Regions from separate parts of the Homo sapiens genome. Here region 2 is linked to region 1. The links are chromatin loops, found by intact Hi-C in ENCODE. Cell type or tissue: IMR-90. All regions are shown on one strand. Links, peaks and the distances in the headings refer to the core of each region. The heading gives the core; the rest is flanking DNA.

Region 1 (4,403 bases), core at 239-4,238:
CTAAGGTGGTTGCCAATGGGTAGAAATCTTTAGCAGGGGAATGGACTGAACAGGAAAGTGATTTTGAAAAGTTAATCTGAAAGAAGTGCATACAGTAAAGAGGCCAAAGCGTACTGGGAGATCAGTTTAGAGGTTAACAGATTTAAAAAAAGAAATGTTTTTTGTAGTAAGTATGAAAGCAAAAAGGCTGTACATAGGTCTTATTGAAAAAAGCCAAATCACATGATGAGAATGGGAAGATGCAGAGAGAAAAACAGTAATAAAGTTCTCCGGGTATCTTGCAACCTTGGGGTCTTGAAAGGCAACTTATTTTATTTTTGTGAATCATTACGTTAAGTTTTGCATCCACTCTTCCCCCCGCCCTTTTTTTTTAACCATTTCATATATAGCACTCCTCTAATGTCCTCTTTCTCTCCCCTTCTCTAAGAAGAATAGCGAAGCATCAGGAGCGTCTGCCATGTTATTCAGCTACTCAGCTTTGCTAGTGGCACTGTGGATTAAAGACCCCCTGCTAACATTGTAGATGTTGTGCAATGTACCAGAGAAAAAGAAAAAGAAAAGAGAAAATGACTCTTCTTTAAGGAGTAGATGACTTCCCTGAGATTTCTAGACACATAAGTACAATTGACAAAAACATGGACAAATTATTAACTCTAAATGTGCAAAAAAAGAGCATCAAGAAGAGATACTTCCCCTCAGAGGAGGGAAAGAAAAACACAGAAATGTGGAGTAAGGAATGAGGTGACTGATGTCAGTTGGCAAAGCTGTGAAAATCTTAACCAAGGAGAGTCAAAATGCTGCAGCAGAATTACTAAATTGTTTGGAAAAGTAAGAGGATAGTAAAGGAGGAGGCACTGGTCAGGGACATAACTTACTAGCAGGTTTGAACGTCAACCATGAATTTCCTGTTCCTTCATTTTATTTCTTCACTGCCATCTTATTCTCATCATCTCAGCCATACCCAGGATGCAAGCAATGAATTCAGGAAGAAAGATGATCTAATGTTACAAAACATTATGAAGCATCATCTTATTCCTGTGAAATTCTTCTTTCTCGGTATTTTTGCACTTCTCAGTCCTGTAAGGCAGAATCATACAATTTTCATTTTGCCTACGAAATAGTAACAGATTCCTGACAGTTAGAATTCTTCCTGACAGAGACAGAATGTGATTCAAAGGTTCACAGTGACTGATTTCTATGCCAGAAATGTGTATCGTAGTCTACCTGAGAAGCAGATCTACTTGGTATCATTTGTAAAGGATGTAAAATTTTGCCAGTGATAATGGCAGATTTGTTCAAAGCTGCAGTGTGTCCCTTTTGCGTGTTATGATGGAAATAACTACTACAGTCTACAAAGCAGGATTCTAGGCGTGCTCCATACCTTACTGATTTTGTGGTATTTTGCAGGCTCATTTAAAATAGCTAGTCAGGAAAAGTATATAAAAATATCCAAAAATAAACTGTAAACCTTATATGAATAAAAGCATGTACACAATTCTTATTGCAGATTTATTTATGATTTCCAGTGGCACTCAAATCCTGGAGCGGGTGGATGTTGGGAGAATCTGTTAGAAATGGCTGTTTCAGAAGCTTCCCAAGGCCCGCATATCTGCTCTATGACCTGGCTATTATTTACCAGGAGGACGACCACAATTCAGGGGTTAGGAAAACAGTTTTCACTTTTTCACTTCTCTAAAAACTAAGACAGAAACTTGTTAGAAAATATAACTGAAGGTCAGATCTAGGTTTTGTCAGACCTAAAGCTACAGTTTGGAGGCCTCTTACAGAAAAAGAACATAAAATCACAAATATATAACTTGGCACAAAAAGGAACATTTATGTAGAATAAGAAAGGAAATTACAACAAATTATAAATGGAAAAGGCTATAAAAAAGCACAAACATACAAACTCCAGAAAATTAACATTAAAAAATTAATAAATGTGAACTTGAAAGTTGCAGAAAAATACTACTATACTCCTTTGGTTCCACTTCAACTCTGGAAAAGGGATGCAAGTAGTGAAGATTAGATTATTTAGTAGAAGTCTGATTTTTAGCATGCTATTCTCTCGAAATATCTCCTTTTTGGAAAAACTACAAAATTCACAGGGCTCAGGTAGGAGCCAGATAGGAAACTAAACTATATGGTTCCAAACACTGCTGCCCAAAGACTCATCTTAGGTCCCCTACCTTGGAATTCCCAGGTGTTTAAAATGCAGAATCACCAGCTCACAGAGATATTTAAGAACCTGGAATCTGGCCCGGGCACGGTGGCTCACGCCTGGAATCCCAGCACTTTGGGAGGCTGAGGCGGGTGGATCACAAGGTTGCGAGATCGACACCATCCTGGCTAACACGGTGAAACCCCATCTCTACTAAAAACATAAAAAATTAGCCGGGCTTGGTGGCGGGCACCTGTAGTCCCAGCTACTCGGGAGGCTGAGGCAGGAGAATGGCGTGAATCCGGGAGGCAGAGCTTGCAGTGAGCCGAGATCGCGCCACTGCACTCCAGCCTGGGCAAAAGAGCGAGACTCCGTCTCAAAAAAAGAAAAAAAAAAAAAAAAAAAGAACCTGGAATCTGTATGGTGATCCCACAAATCTGTGTGGTTGACAAGCACCCCCAAGAAGATTCTAATGACCATTGCATTAACTCCTGAAAATGGCACAAACTCCCATAAAGAAGCAGGGATAGGGATGGATTTAGAGCAGAGTTCTTACGTACCACCAACGCAGCTTGAGGAATTCCCCCAGATCACAAGTTTAGAGTTGCTGAGAATCTTAAAGTGAAGATGATCACACATTTAAATTCTTTCTTTCCTTCTCCTGAGAAGTATAAATATGAGGAGGGACTTTTAAAAATTCATGAAGAAATGTGATTTTAAGACATAAATAAAAACATAAACTTTATTTCTCAACAGGAGCTACCTCAAGGTCAAGACAATTTTATAAGTGATGATACCAGCCATTTAGTCCATCCTTAAAGAACTGAAGATCCTACGAATTTAACCAGGTCAATGCAGTCTTTTTTACATTATTAACTGAAGAGAAATGCATACCCTTTAAAAATAATTTTTAAGATTAGCAAAAAAAAAAAAAAAGTCAGAGGAACCAAATCAGGACTGCAAGGTGCATTACTAATGATTTGCCACCAAAACTTTTGCAAACTTGCCCTTGTTTGATGAGAGGAAGTGGCAGGAGCATTGTTGTGGTAAAGGTCTCTGGTGAATCTTTCCTGGGGGTTTCTCTGCTAAAGCTTTGCCTAACTTTCTCAAAACACCCTCATAACAAGCAGATGTTATCATTCTTAGGTCCTCCAAAAAGTCAACAAGCAAAATGCCTTGAGGATCCTAAAAAACTGTGGCAATGACCTTTGCTTTTTTTTTTTTTTTTTTTTTTTTTTTGAGACGGAGTCTCGCTCTTTCACCCGGGCTGGAGTGCAGTGGCGCGATCTCGGCTCACTGCAAGCTCCACCTCCCAGAGTCACGCCATTCTCCTGCCTCAGCCTCCCGAGTAGCTGGGACTACAGGCACCCGCCACCACGCTCTGCTAATTTTTTGTATTTTTAGTAGAGATGGGGTTTCACCGTGTTAGCCAGGATGGTCTCCATCTCCTGACCTCGTCATCCTCCCACCTCGGCCTCCTAATGTGCTGCGATTACAGGCGTGAGCCACTGCGCCCGGCCAACCTTTGCTCTTGACCAGTCCACTTTTGCTTTGACTAGACAACTTCCATATTTTGGTAGCCAGTCCTCTGATTGTGCCTTGTCTTCAGGATCATACTGGTAGAGCCATGTTTTATATCCTCTATAATTCATTAAAGAAATGCTTCAGGATATTGATCCCACTGGTTTAAAATTTCCATTGAAAGCTCTGTTCTTGCCTGCAGCCAATCAGGGCACAAGGGTTTTGGCAGCCCTCCAATGGAAAGTTTGCTCACTTTTACTTTTCAGCCTGAATTGTGTAAGCTGAACCAATTGAACTGTCAATGTTGTTAGCTGTTGCGTATGCTATTAATTTTATTAGTCTTCTTCAATTAGGGCACAAAAAAAATGATTTTTTTCCTCACAAATTGATGTGGGTGGTCTGTTGCTGTGGGCTTCATCTTCGACATTTTCTAGTCTGTTCCCTAACTTGTTCCCAGAAAACAAGTTATTCACTTGTAAACTGATGATTTATTTGGGGCATCGTTCCCATGAACTTTTCATAAAGTTTGAATGATTTCAGCATTCTTCAACCTGAGCTTTATCATAAATTTGATGTTTGTTCTTGCTTTAATTCTCTGATAGGGGCTATTTTCAAATTGGTTCTTCTTAGTGCCTCAATCTAGATCTTGTCAGACATGTTATAATCACGTTATCACAAGTTTATTTTGGTGCAAGAAAATTTTGAATTCCATATATAGTTT
Region 2 (4,403 bases), core at 157-4,156, 630 kb before region 1:
CTAAGAGTCTACTTATGAAAATTCAAGTCTTCTGCTTTTCTAAGGTAAAAAAATAGCTCATTTACTGCACAGTCTAACTCTCTGGATCTAACAATATGACAGCAAGGAGAATGATTTTATAAAAATTCCAGAAACTGTTAAATGACATTTTAAACTATGATTATTTTGAATACCATAGCTACTAAAAAGTGATTTCCTTTGTCATCAGACTAAACTGTTTTTCCAGTATTTTTTACCTATGATCCATCTGAAACCTCTAGTGATTACCCACCTTCATCCTATAATTTGTAGTATACCTTATACTAAATAGAAATTACATTTCATTCTAACATTAAATGTTTAGATGTTATAGTTCTTTTATATATCTCAAAGCAGCCAGTATAATGCTTTCCACATAAGAGTTGCTCAATAAATGCTTCTTGAATAAATGTCAACCATGAAAAAATGCACTGTGGCAAAAAATTGATTCTTTATAAAAAAATTTTCCTATCCACTAATATTTATTTTATGTACATCATAAGCCAGGCACTGTAGTAGGGATAAAAGAAATAAATGACATCTAATTGAATTTATTGTTATGAAAAGGCTAAATGCAATACAGTGTAACATGTGCAGAACTAGAGACAGGTCAATGTCCCGTGGAAGGACGAAGAAGGATGTATCAAAATTGCTTAACTGGGTATATCAGAAAGCTCTATGAATATATGACTATAACGCAATCTTCCATTTATCCACTAAGAAGAACGCAAACATATTTTCCTCCCCAATTTAAGTATATAAATTTTTAGGAATGTCAAGGAAACAGTCAAATGGCCACTTAAAATAATTATTAGCTACAGATATTAAAAATCACCCCATGTGGTAAATTATAAATACAGTCAGCCCTCTGTACCCATGGGTTCTACATACACAGATTCAACCAACCACAAACAGAAAATATGCAGAAAAAAACTAATAAGAAATCACACAAATAAAAAGCCAATACAGTTTAACAACTATTATTTATATTGTATTTGGTATTATAAGTAATCAAAGTATACCAGAAGATATACATAGGTTATATGCAAATAGTATGCCATTTTATATAAGGAACTTGAGTATTTTGAGAATTTTGGTATCTGTGGAAGTCCCAGAACCAATCCCCCAAGGATACCACGGGATGACATTTTACGAAAATTTTATTTAACTCCTAGACATCAGTGTCTTTGTCATTATAAAATTATTGAGATGAATTTTTCGACTTTGCAAGTGACACTATTAGAAATTTTATCATAGCCAAAATTAGCATTTGTACACTTGTTTTTTTGTAGAGATGGGAGTCTCGCCATGTTGCTCAGGATGGTCTCAAACTCCTGAGTTCAAGCAATCTGCCCACCTCGAAATCCCAAAGTGCTGGGATTACAGGCGTGAGCCACCACACCAGTCCCTGTACACTCTTAAGACAATGTTTTTACATTCGACCACAGGCATTCTAGTTATAAGTCGCCCTCCCAGCCGCTCCAGGAGCCAGAATGCTCGTCTGCACCCACTTTTTGAACTAAAAGTATATTCATTACATTTTCAATGTAGCCATTTATTGTATTTTTCAAATGTTTTTAATCAGCTTTGAAGTATAAATTTATTTATAAAATTTATTCACCATTTTGAAATAAACACTGCTAAGTTTTGACAAATGTATAGTCCTGTAACATCACTACAACCATGATATAGAGCATATCCACCACCCCAAAAATGTTTCCTCGTTCCACTGCAATGACCCTATTTCCAAAAAAAAAAAAAAAAAAAAAAAAAGGTCACATTCTGAGGTACTGGAGGTTAGGACTTAAACATACCATTTTGGAGGATGTAATTTAACCAGTAACACTGAGTCACATGGTAGTAAGTGTATGTTTATAGTAAGAAACCCCAAAACTGTTATCCCAAGTGGCCATACCATTTTGCCTTCTCAATGGTAATGTATGAGAGTTTCAACGGCTACACATCCTTCCTCATCCTGTTTTTTTATAATTATTTTAACCATTCTAGTCAGTATGTAGTTGTATTTCATCGTGGTTTTAATTTGCATTTTTCTAACGACTAATGATGTGTAAGCACCACTGTTATTCATACAGCTTCATCAGTAACATCTCTATTCAAATCTTTTGTCCATTTTAAATTGGTTTGTCTATTAAGATATAAGACTTGTATGTTAAGACTTGCATGTTCTGGATACAAGTCTTTTATCAGACAGAGGTTTTCAAATTATTTTCTCCCTTTCTGTGATTTGCCTTTTCATCTTCTCAACAGTGTCTTTTACTTTAAGTTCCACCTGCCAATTATTTTATTTCTTGCTTTTGTCCTAAGAGATTTTTACTTAATCCAAGGGCATAAAATTTTGCTCTTACATTATATTCTAGAAGTTATAGCTTTAGCTCCTACATTTAGGTCAATGACCCATTTTGAATTAATTTTTGTATGGTCATGTGTCACTTAATGTTTAACAACAAGAATATGACCTCAGAAATGTGTCATTCGGGGATTTTGTCATTTTTCAAACATCATAGCGTATTTACACAAAGCTAGATGGTACAGCCTACTACACACTTAGGTTATATGGTATAGCCTATTGCTCCCAGGCTACAAACTCACACAGTATGTTATTATATAGAATACTGTAGGCAACTGTAAAACAATGTGATTTGTGTATCTAAACACACAGGAAAGGTACAGTAAAAATGATATAAAAGATAAAAAGTGGTACACTTGTATTGGGCACTTACCACAATGGAGCTTTCAGGACTGGAAGTTGGTCTGGGTGAGTCAGGGGTGAGTAGTGAAGGCGTAGGATGTATCTGTGCACTACTGCAGGCTTTATAAACACTTAGGCTATACTAAATTTATACAAAAATACTTTTCTTCCACAATAATAAATTAACTTTAGCTTACTATAACTTTTATTTTGTGCTTAGAGACAAGATCTGACTTTGTCACTCAGACCAGAGTGCAGTGGTATGATCATAGTTCACTGCAATCTTGAACTCCTGGGCTCAAGTGGTCCTCCCACCTCAGCCTCCCAAGCACCTGGGACTACAGGCATATGCCACCATGCCCGCTAATTTTTAAATTTTTTGTAGAGATGGTGTCTTGCTATATTGCCCAGGCTGGCCTCAAACTTCTGGCCTCAAATAATCCTCCCCCCTTAACCTCCTAAAAGTGCTGGCATTACAGGTGTGAGCCTGGCTGTAACTTTTTTACTATGTCAACTTAAAATTTTTTTTTAACTTTCTGATTCTTCTGTAGTAACACTGAGCTTAAAACACAAACACAGTGTATAGCTGTACAAAAATATTTTCCTTTGTATTTGTCTATAAGCTTTTTTATTTTTAAAAGTTATTTTATTTAATTTTTTAAACTTTTTTTGTAAAAACTAAGACACAAACATACACATTAGCCTAGGCTCACACAGGCTCAGGAGCATATATATCACTACTGTCTTCCACCGCCACATCCTGTTCCACTGTAGGGTCCTCATGAGCAATAACATACACATAGAGCTGTCATCTCCTATAACAATGCCTTCTCCTGCAATACCTCCTGAAAGAACTGCCTGAGGCTGTTTTAGAGTTAACTTTAAAAAAATAAGGAGTACACTCTAAAATAACAATAAAAAGTACAGTAAATACATAAACCAGGAACACAGTTGTTTATTATCAAGTATGTACTACATATAATTATATTTGCTGGCAGCACAAGTTTGTTTCCACCAGCATCACCACAAACATGTGAGTAATGCACTGTCTGACGATGCTACGATGACTACAACCTCAATTAGGTGACAGGAATTTTTCAGCTCTATCATAATCTTCTGGAACCACCATTATATATGAGGACTGTTGTTCATCAAAATGTCATTATACAATGCATAACTATGGATGATGTGAGGTCACAATCAAGGTTCAATACAGTAAGTCTTCGCTTAATGTTGTGGATAGGTTCTTGGAAACTGCAACTTTATGTGAAATGACATATACTGAAACCAATTTAACCACAGGCTAATTGACATAAACAAGATTTAAGTTCCTATGTCATATTTCTGGTCACAACATCACCAAAATTTACTAAATAAAGACCAAAATATTTCTAATATCAAGCATTGAAATAAATGTGAGCTATACATACAGTTAAGAAAAGTTAATAAAAAACAAGTTAGAGTATTGTTTACCCACTTATTCCAGTTCAGGGTAGAGGGTGGCTGAAGAGTTCCAGCAGCCCAGGGCACAGGGTGTGAACCATCCCTGGACAGGATGCTCCTGCATCACTGGGCACACTTTCACATAACCCCCACACCCCCTCACTCACTCAGGTGGGGACAATTTAGGCACACCAATTCACTTAACATGCACATCTCTGAAATTTAGGAGGGA

Evidence for each region. A loop is a pair of places that touch in the nucleus more often than their neighbours do. Peaks named below come from ENCODE experiments on the same cell type or tissue, not always from the same donor. Only the 100,000 strongest peaks of a DNase experiment are listed, where the experiment ranks them.
Region 2: it touches region 1 in a loop (2.1-fold over the local background); 1 of 110 quality-filtered maps calls a loop at or near these places.

Annotation. Positions count from the first base shown.
Region 1 is chr2:180,402,986-180,407,388 of GRCh38, reverse strand. No RefSeq gene overlaps it. Among named protein-coding and RNA genes, the nearest start is that of EPCART, 280 kb to the right of the region's middle. In IMR-90, for the core only: no CTCF peak of the experiment used is centred there; no DNase peak of the experiment used is centred there.
Region 2 is chr2:181,036,512-181,040,914 of GRCh38, reverse strand. The region is part of intron 3 of UBE2E3 (ubiquitin conjugating enzyme E2 E3); the gene reads right to left. Among named protein-coding and RNA genes, the nearest start is that of UBE2E3-DT, 58 kb to the right of the region's middle. In IMR-90, for the core only: no CTCF peak of the experiment used is centred there; DNase peaks (open chromatin) are centred at 1,884, 2,794 and 3,784; H3K27ac peaks cover 146 bases.